Regions from separate parts of the Homo sapiens genome. Here region 2 is linked to region 1. The links are chromatin contacts, found by Hi-C in ENCODE. All regions are on one chromosome and are shown on one strand. Each heading gives the region's core, a stretch centred on a gene start or an enhancer-like site at or near the end of the contact. The rest is flanking DNA. Distances are from core to core; before and after follow the strand shown.

What was found. Hi-C counts contacts between places; a loop is a spot of excess contacts on that map. Pooled maps may share reads with other maps.
Region 2: a loop to region 1 is called in a map with no recorded cell type, with 4 times the contacts of the local background. The contact joins the enhancer-like site here to the promoter of FRMPD2 in region 1. A Hi-C loop is called at or near these places in 1 of 168 maps with a recorded cell type or tissue (GM12878), 6 of 37 single-sample maps with no recorded cell type and 3 of 50 pooled maps.

Annotation. Positions count from the first base shown.
Region 1 is chr10:48,271,947-48,276,194 of GRCh38, reverse strand. FRMPD2 (FERM and PDZ domain containing 2) reads left to right here and starts at 1,499. Exons shown (of 29, transcript NM_001018071.4): 1 at 1,499-1,652. The coding sequence starts at 1,628.
Region 2 is chr10:48,669,149-48,673,885 of GRCh38, reverse strand. No RefSeq gene overlaps it. Among named protein-coding and RNA genes, the nearest start is that of WDFY4, 13 kb to the left of the region's middle. RefSeq lists an enhancer at 1,094-1,163. Within about 2 kb of position 2,230, at least 5 of the 41 ENCODE cell types and tissues checked have a DNase peak (open chromatin) inside an H3K27ac peak, as active enhancers do; they include GM12878, where a contact is called at or near this core.

The sequences.
Region 1 (4,248 bases), core at 250-2,749:
GAACCACAAGAATATGTCTACATAATATTCTAATATACTACAGTGTATAAAGAATATGTATACATAAATATACGTAAATATACCTGGTCTTTATGTACCTATTTGTAATAAAAGGAAACATACTAGGCTATTCCATACCTTTTGTCACTTAAAGAATTTTCTAGGCAATTGTTATATGCCAGCACACACAGATCTACTTCCTTCCTTTACACAGCTGCATAGCTGGTTTTCTACTGTGTGTGAACTACAATAATCACTGTTGATGGGCACTTCAGTGGCTTTCAGTTTTCTGCTACTACCAAAATACACTGCAAAGAGCATCCTTTCTCAGATGCTTTGGTGAACTTTTGCAAGAATGTCCATGGGGTTACTTCTTAGCAGCTGGGTTTACAAAGGATATGTACATTTACAAATTTGATGAATATTACCAAATTCCCTGCAGAGAAGTTGCACTTATCTGTAATCTCACTATTGGCATATGAGAGTACTCATTCTCCATGCCCTCACCAGCACTGAGTTTCATCAGATTTTTTTTTCGAGACAGAGTCTCGCTCTGTCACCCAGGCTGGAGTGCAGTGGCCCGATCTTGGCTCACTGCAAGCTCCGCCTCCCAGGTTCACGCCATTCTTCTGCCTCAGCCTCCGGAGTAGCTGGGACTACAGGCACCCGCCTCCAGGCCCAGCTAATTTTTTGTATTTTTAGTAGAGACGGGGTTTTGCCATGTTAGCCAGGATGGTCTCGATCTCCTGACCTCGTGATCTGCCCGCCTTGGCCTCCCAAAGTGCTGGGATTACAGGCATGAGCCACTGTGCCCGGCCTCAAATTTTAGTATTTTATTCTGTAGTCAGGCAAAAACTCATGTTTTCTTTTTAAATAAATACGTCTCAGTTTTGACACTGCTATTGATTTAAAGGGCTTGAGAGATCTGTTCTTTTGCCCCTTCTACTACAGAGCTATGATCTACTTCTTGCTGTTCCCCATCTCTGCTGGTTCCTTTCTGAATCCAAGCACCAGAAAGAGTAAGAATTCCTTTCCCCCTTTCTCTAACCACATTTTTCTTGCTTTCTCACAGACAGATCCAGGTTATCATTTCCTCCTGCTGCTTTCACATGGTTCCCTGTCCTGTTGGTTGCAGGTCCAATGTCTGACACTATGAAAGGGCATGGAGGACTCTTGAGTTGATGACACTAAGCCTCTGCTCTGGGGCTGCCCCCAGTTCCTTGCAGAGCTCTTTCTTTTGATTGGGCCAGGAGATAAAGAGACATCAGCGTAAAAGCCCTGCTGAGCAGCAATCCCATTGCCTTCAGTGGCACCTAATCCACTTGAGCTCTTCCTGGCTCTCTCACGGGTCACTGGCTTTGAGGACGCAGGCTGCTGGGGTGGCAGTGCCTGCTAACAGGCCAGAGACTGCGCAGGACCCAGGGAATGAGAGTGGTGGCAGGAAAGGGAAGGGGCCTTGTTGACTCACTCGCTGGGCAGCAAGTGCTTAGTGACAAGCAGTAAACAAAGACAGCGGCAACAGTGCTGGTGGCAGGGAGCTCCGCGGACAGACTTGCAAGAGACCCCTGCTCCTTGTTGGAAAGTTGTCCCATGATGAAGGCCTAGACCTGGTCACGGAGACTTTTGGATGCAGCCTTTAACGAAGGACGCAGGTATTCCTTGGCATCATTCAGTTTTCTCCTATAAATCTGGTCAGGGAAAGGGCAAACTTCTTACTGGGTCTAGGTATCCGGAATAAGAAGAACACAGCTGGGCAAGGACCTGTGTCAGTGCCCTTTGTGGTATTATTTGGAGTATTATTTGTTCCAGGCCATTGGCTAAGCCTGATAGACATTGTATTTGTTTTTTAGCAATAAAGAATGGGCTCAGAAGAGAAAACATGGACTTTAGAATCAGACCACCCCTTGTTTGAATCACTGCTTTGCTATTCAGCATCTGTGCAAATTCAAATGACTCTTTTAACTTTCCTAAGACTCGTTTTTCTTACCTGTAAAATGGGGATAATAATGCCCCATGCGTTACGATGTTGCTGAGGATTCATGGGGTGACACGCGTAAGGCACTTAGAACATACTTGGAGCATTTGAGTAGCCCAGTAAATCATGGCTGTCACTATCTTTCAGAAGCAAGTGTTTTGGTTATTGCTTAAAGAGTATCAGTGGTTTAAAGTAAGAAGACTCAGGGTATGCCTAGCTGACTTCCAGAAAACAATGGAAAAGAAATGATTCACCTGGCTTTATTTGTATGCTTAAAGGAAAGAAAAAACTCAGTTGAGGTTTTCAACAGTGTAAACAACTTTTTTTTTTTTTTAAAGCAACAATTGAGTTCAGAGATGAGTCGTGTCTATTTCTCCTGGCTAAATCCTGTGATTTGCTATAGGCTGTAGCTGAAACCAATTAAGTAGTTCATTAATTCAACGAGAACTTACTTGGTATCTCCTGGGGCCACATGCCAAATGCTGGGGATGTCTCCCCCAGCCCAGAGGATCTTCCAGGTTGTAGGACAGTGGGGGTCGGGGGGCAGAATGCTGGACCTGCATGAAAACTGGCGGTGATAGCAAGTGCCGAAATGGAGGTGGCACGGGCTCCTGGGAGAGGTGTTGCTTGAGCATGGCTTTAATGCTAAGCGAACACTAGCAGGAGTTGGGAGCAGGGGGATTGGAAAAGGCATCCCAAGCAGAGAAAAGCACATGCAAAGGCCCAGTGGCATGAATAAGTAAAGCATGCTCTGGGAACAGCAGGCAGTTTGGCCTAACTTTAGTAAAGTGGGAACAGGGGAATCTGATAAGAAAGGAGGCTGCAGAGGTGAACAGGGGAGAGCAAGGAAGGCCTTCTATGGCCCAGAGTTCACTCAGAAGGTCCCAGATAGGCACTGGTAGTTTTAATGAAGGATGTGTCGTGTCTGCATTTAATATTAAGAAGATTAATCTAGTAGCAATATGGGTGTGGGATTGGAGAGGATGAAACCTGGAATGATGACAGATGGCCTAACCTAAGAAAACAACAGTGGAATGTAGAGAAGGGGAGGTCTCCAAGCTGGTGCTGCCAGCACTGTGAGCAAAAACAAATACATATGCATCTAATAAGTTCATTATAAATTTTACTGATATGAAGGATGTATATTGCACAATTTACAAGTAATAAAATATAAAATACTCTTTATTACAAATTCTATATAGCCATTTGATTCTCACAGCATGCATTTGTTGATTTTTGCTGAACTCTTATACCCTTGGTCAGCCTGTTTGCAATTGACCACTGAATGTAGTTCCAATATGAATGTTGGTTGATATTTTTGTTTACATTGACAAGTAAGAAGAAAGTGAAACAATGAAGATGATTGTCTTAACTTCACTCATCTGTCAATGACATGAGTGACTGCTGGATCAGATCATAGTTTTTGAATTTGGAAGAGTGTTTTCCCAATTTTTGTGTTATTCACAATGTAACAACTATGGACGCGACACACTTTTAGGTTTAATCTGCATGAACATTTTCTCCATCACTTTCTTAGTTTTCTTAGGGAATGAAAAAACAGCAAACCAAGCCCTAATTTGTAGCTTTTGCCAATTTTTGTGGTATAAATACTACCACCATGGCCAATCACAAGCTCCCAATGTGATATCGCTGAACACAAAGGTGGAAGGGCTGTGCACCAGCACACCATTACACAGTATTTCCATCATAGAAATGTATTTCATTTAAATAAGTTCCAAAGCACAGACAACAGTAAAATGCAGTAAAATAATTTGGAAATGGTGAGTTTCAACATATTGTTAATATAACTTATTTAATTGGAGATTTTTATAATACTTTTTGGTAATGGCTGTGTTTAATGACCAGCTTACAAAATTTCTGGAAATTTAACAATTGGCTCTCACAGGCCAGTAGGAGCCTTCTTCAGCATATCACAGAATCCAAGAAAGGTTTAAGGAGCAGAATACAGAGTGGTGAGAAAATGACTCATGGGTGCAAATGAAGGGGGCACGAAGGAAGAATTAGGAAGAATACTTCCTTCTCTCTGGGGATGAAGCTGTCACTCACCAAAATGTTGGACTTATTAAAAAGAACACCATGAATAGATGACTATGAATTCAACTGCTCAGGAATAGCAAGGGCTGCGGTGTGCAGCCCAGGACAATGCTACCTGCAGCTCCATTAGTGAAGTCATTTCTGGTCTGAAACCCCAGTTTTGCTGGCTTGTCTCTAGCCTATTCCCTGCCCTCTCCATATACTCAGGATTCATAATA
Region 2 (4,737 bases), core at 981-3,480, 400 kb before region 1:
ATTAAAACATGCTCTACTTTTTTTTTTTTTTTTTTTTGAGACAGAGTTTCACTCTTGTTGCCCAGGCTGGAGTACAGTGGCACGATCTGGGCTCACTTGAAACCGCCTTCTGGTTTCAAGTGTTTCTCCTGCCTCAGCCTCCCAAGTAGCTGGGATTACAGGCACCCATCACCACGCTCGGCTAATTTTTGTGTTCTTAGTAGAGACAGGTTTTCACCATGTTGGCCAGGCTGGTCTCGAACTCCTGACCTCATGATCCGCCCGCCTCAGCCTCCCAAAGTGCTGGGATTACAGGTGTGAGCCACCATGCCTGGCCCTAAGTCTTTTATCATGGAAACAGTGTGTCACAGGAATAAACAGAGAACAACAAAACAGAATAGAAAATCCAGAAATAGCCTCAACTGTGAAAATGTATCATACAGAAAGGTGGCATCTCAAATCAGTGGGGAAAGATGGACTGTTAATAAATGATGTTGGGATAACCAGGTAGACATATACCAAAAAATAAAATTAGATCCATTTACATGACTTGATAAAAGTCAAATGAATCCACTGTTTACAAGTAACAAACAAAATCATACAAACCCCCAAAGATAAATAAATAAAGAGAATTTACAAGGCATCTAGCAGGTAATAGTGAGTAGGTGGCTCTGGGGGAGTGGCCACCCAGCAGGTCAGTCCCAAGGAGATGCTAGGCTCAAGGCTGATGAGCATGGGGAGCCTGGGTCTGGGTGGTTCCAGCAGGAAAGGACACAGCTGGCCAGCAGGGAAGGTGGCCCCAGAGGCTGCTTGGAGGCCTGGAAAACCAGGGGAGACCAAAGTAAAACACGAGTTCATTTCAGAGGTGTATCTGTGAAATGAAACTAATGACGTCGCTGCTGACAGCTTGTTGAGGGATTCAATGTGGTGGGGTGAGTAAGGAGCATAACCAAGCCTCCAGCTCTGAGATAGCTTCTGTTCATATCATTCTCTCCTTGGAGTTCGGTTTTATCATCTGTAAAGTGGGTACATCGATCCATACCTGGCAGAATCATGAAAAGCAAGTGCACAGAGCAGCTGGCCCAAAGCCTGGCACGCAAGTGGGCACACGGCAAATGTAGCTGCTGGATCACAGTCATGTCTATTCTTTGTCATTATTATCCTTTGTGCCTCTCCTCTCTGGGCTGTCTGTGGAATGGGGAGGAATCTGTTGAACTAGACGGCCCATCAGGTATCTTCCTGCTAGCACTCTGCGAGGAATCCATCTTCATTTCTGAAGGTGGCCTGGAGATTCTTCTATTTCCCTCTGGGCTGTGCAGTCAGTTAAGAGAGGATTAACCTGGGAAAAACCCGCCCACCGATATTTGAATATCTCACCTCAGCGGCCAGCGGGCGGAAGCCCCAGAGCAGCCTCCAGCACTCCCTGGCCTCTTGCTGATCGAGGTTTCTCACCAACAACCCCAGGGGCCAGTGTTGGCATCCACCCCAGCCCTGCGGAGAGAGATGCTTTCTGCTCATGCACCTCAGTTTGGCCCAGTGAACACCTGCACCACCCAAGTGCCGTGGGGTGGGATCTGGCCGGTGATGGTGATCAGGTGACTGGGTCAGTGGGGGTCAGCCCCCTAGTCAGAGCAATCGCCCAAGGCCAGGACTCCAGCTCCCAGTGAACAAACCTGGCTGTTCCCGCCACAACCAGGGAGGCACCTGGGAGAGGCCCTGCGCGGGGCAGCCTAGACGGGTCTCAGCCAGGGACAGGAGCCAGACGCTCCTGCCCCTAAGAGGGCCCCTTACAGCGGGTCATTGAGAGACTGCCCAGGGACACACAGGAGGGGGCACGCTGAGTGAGAAGACGCCAAGGGGACTATGGGCCACGCTCTCTGGGCCTGGGAGGCTGGGGCTGGTGGGGACAGAGTGCTGCGTGAGGTCGAGGTTGGCAGCCCCCTGGGAGCAGCGCGGGAAGAGGGGGTGGGGGCTTCGCTCGTGGACCTGCGAGCTTGGGCAAGGTTTGACACTTTTCCGTGGAGGAGCTTCCCTCCCGGCTCCTGCAGAGATAAATACAGGAAAGGCCTGCCTCCCTTCCTCTGGTGCAGATCCCTCGCCTGGTCTTCTCTGCTGCTTTACAGCCCCTCCCGACAGCAGCTTTTGTCAGAGGGGAAGCCCGGGCCCTGCAGGTGGGGCCGGCTCCGCGCTCCAGTGGCTGCCTCGCCCGAGCCCCTGCGGCCTCCGCTGACGCCCAACCTCGAACACGCCCCGCCAGAGCCTGTGCCCTGTGCCGTGGGCTTGGCCTCAGCCTCCACGGTGGAGAGGAGCCTTGGGGACCCTGCCCCAGGGCACCGTTCCCAGGCGGAAGGGACAGGTCCTGGTCCCGCCACCCGTTGCTGGAGCGGGGGCAAGAGGGAAAATCTTTGGAGTCATACCAGTGATCTCGGGGGCACGGAGGCTCTGTTCCCTCATCAGAAAATGAAGATCACAGCTGTTTCACAGATTTTGTTTTCATGAGAATTCAATAGAATAAGGGTGTGAAGCTGGTAGACCTGGAACAGCCCCCTTCCCGCCAGGGCCCTGCCTGAGGGCACGTCAGTGACTGCACAGTGCATTTACAGGGCCTCTAGGGCCAGAAGAGAGGGGAAGCCTTCCCTGCCCCTGCCCTGCCCTCAGTCACTGGGGAACAAAATACCCTCTCAGACAGCAATTCCTCCTTTTTGAAAGGGATTATGAGACAAGATGGGAACATTAGACATTGACTTCTTTTTGTCGGGGGAACACCACATTTTCTGGGGGAGGATACACTGGGGATATTGGATTCTCTGTCTTGATTCTCTGCTGCAGGAGAGAAGGAACCTGCCAGTGTAAGCCACTAAACTGCAGGACTCTGAGCAGGGCACTGAACTTCCTGAAGCCTTTTTTGTTTGTTTGTTTGTTTATACATGTGAGGTAATGAGAATTGAAAAATAAGAATGTACCATATGGCAAAGTGCAATGTTTAGCACTTTGTGAATTACTGTGATGTAGACAGGCACAAAATGTGGCAGCTCTCCAGTGTAACAGGAGAATTCTGCTCCCCCCCCAACCCCCCCACCCCACCCCCACCCCCCGCTGGTGGAGGGGAAGGTGAAGGGCCATGAGAACTGGACACAGGAATTAAGTGTGACTTCAGGCCTTCTGGGATGTTTCTACATATAGTGGAAATCAAAATATACTGTAAAAGGGATTACTGCAAAGTAAATAAGGTCCAGGCTGGAGGAAGCAGAAGTTGCATTTTTAATAGTAGATATTGGTTTCTTTTTACTTATAAAATAATACTTGCACCTGGAAAACAAAAGTCAGTTTATAAGAACATAAAAAGAAGTTTCCCTTTTGCCCCTGACCATTTTCCATTTGCCCAAATAATCACCAAGAGTAGTTGTTTTTAGATATTCTGATCTTCATTATAACTTCAACTAATAAACTTCTTTAGGATTTATGAATTTTTGACAATATCTTTGGGCCTTCAGACATAAAAAATAAGAAAATTAGAGTGCTTACACTATCTCCTTCTTACTCTCTTCTACTCCTGATTTGTAATTATATTTTTATTTTATCCTTCTAAATGTTGCCTTTTCAACTCTGTTCATTATATTTTACATACCTTTCAATAATTTCCTTCATGACCTTAAATAGTATATTCACTTTTTTATGTATCAAATTAAGATGGCATTCACAACTATGAAAGACAAGAATAGAGGTTGAGTATCCCTAATCCAAAATGAAAATCTGAAATGCTCCAAAATCTGAAACTTTTTGAGCCCTGAGATAATATTCACATGAAAAGCTCATTGGGCTGTGTCAGATTTCAGATTCTCAGATTAGGGATGCTCAACCAGTAAGCATGGTGCAAATATCCCCAAATCTAAAACAATCAAAAATCCAAAACATTTCTCGTTCCAAGCATTTTGTTTTGTTTAATTTTCTTTGTTTTTAATTTTTGGGTGTACATAGTAGGTATATATACTTATGGGGTACACGAGATGTTTTGATACAGGAATGCAATGTGAAATAATCACATCATGGAGAATGGGGTACCCATCCCCTCAAGCATTTATCCTTTGTGTTACAAACCCAAGCGTTTTGGATAAAGGACATTCAATCTGTACTGATGTAGTTATTCTTCCTCCCTTGCTCCTCCCCATCTTTTGTTTTCTATATTATTATTTTTATATCATCATGGTTTAAAATATTTGTATTAGCTAACTAAAAGTGTCTTACTTGCTTTGTTTATAGGTCAACTCTAAAAACTAGAAAGCAAATATATAGCATTGACAATATTGTGATTTCAAAGATAATATTCACAGTAGAATTGAAATTCTATGTGGTTGATCCAGAAAGAAGAAAGATACTTCTGTGCCATTAAAACTAAAATTAAATTATATAAACATATAATTTAATAACTTATGTTATTATACAAAGGTAATTAATACTCAAAATGCACCACTCTATTACATTTTGCTGTTACCTAAATAGGCGAGGCACGCCTGTAGTTCTGAGTGGTGGAAACCCTCTATCCTGGTGGCTACTGCATGTTCCTTCCCAACTCTGCATGTAGGGATGTCATGTTGGTAGCTTCCAATTGTCCACAGAGGGAGAATTTACACCATGGAAATTGGAAAACCCTACAAACAAGGGCTTGGTTTATTGTTTTGTTCGTTAGACTTCAGAAAAGGGAGGTTAATAATGTAGATTAAACTTAAATTGTGCTATGTCTATAGCCCTTGCATTGTG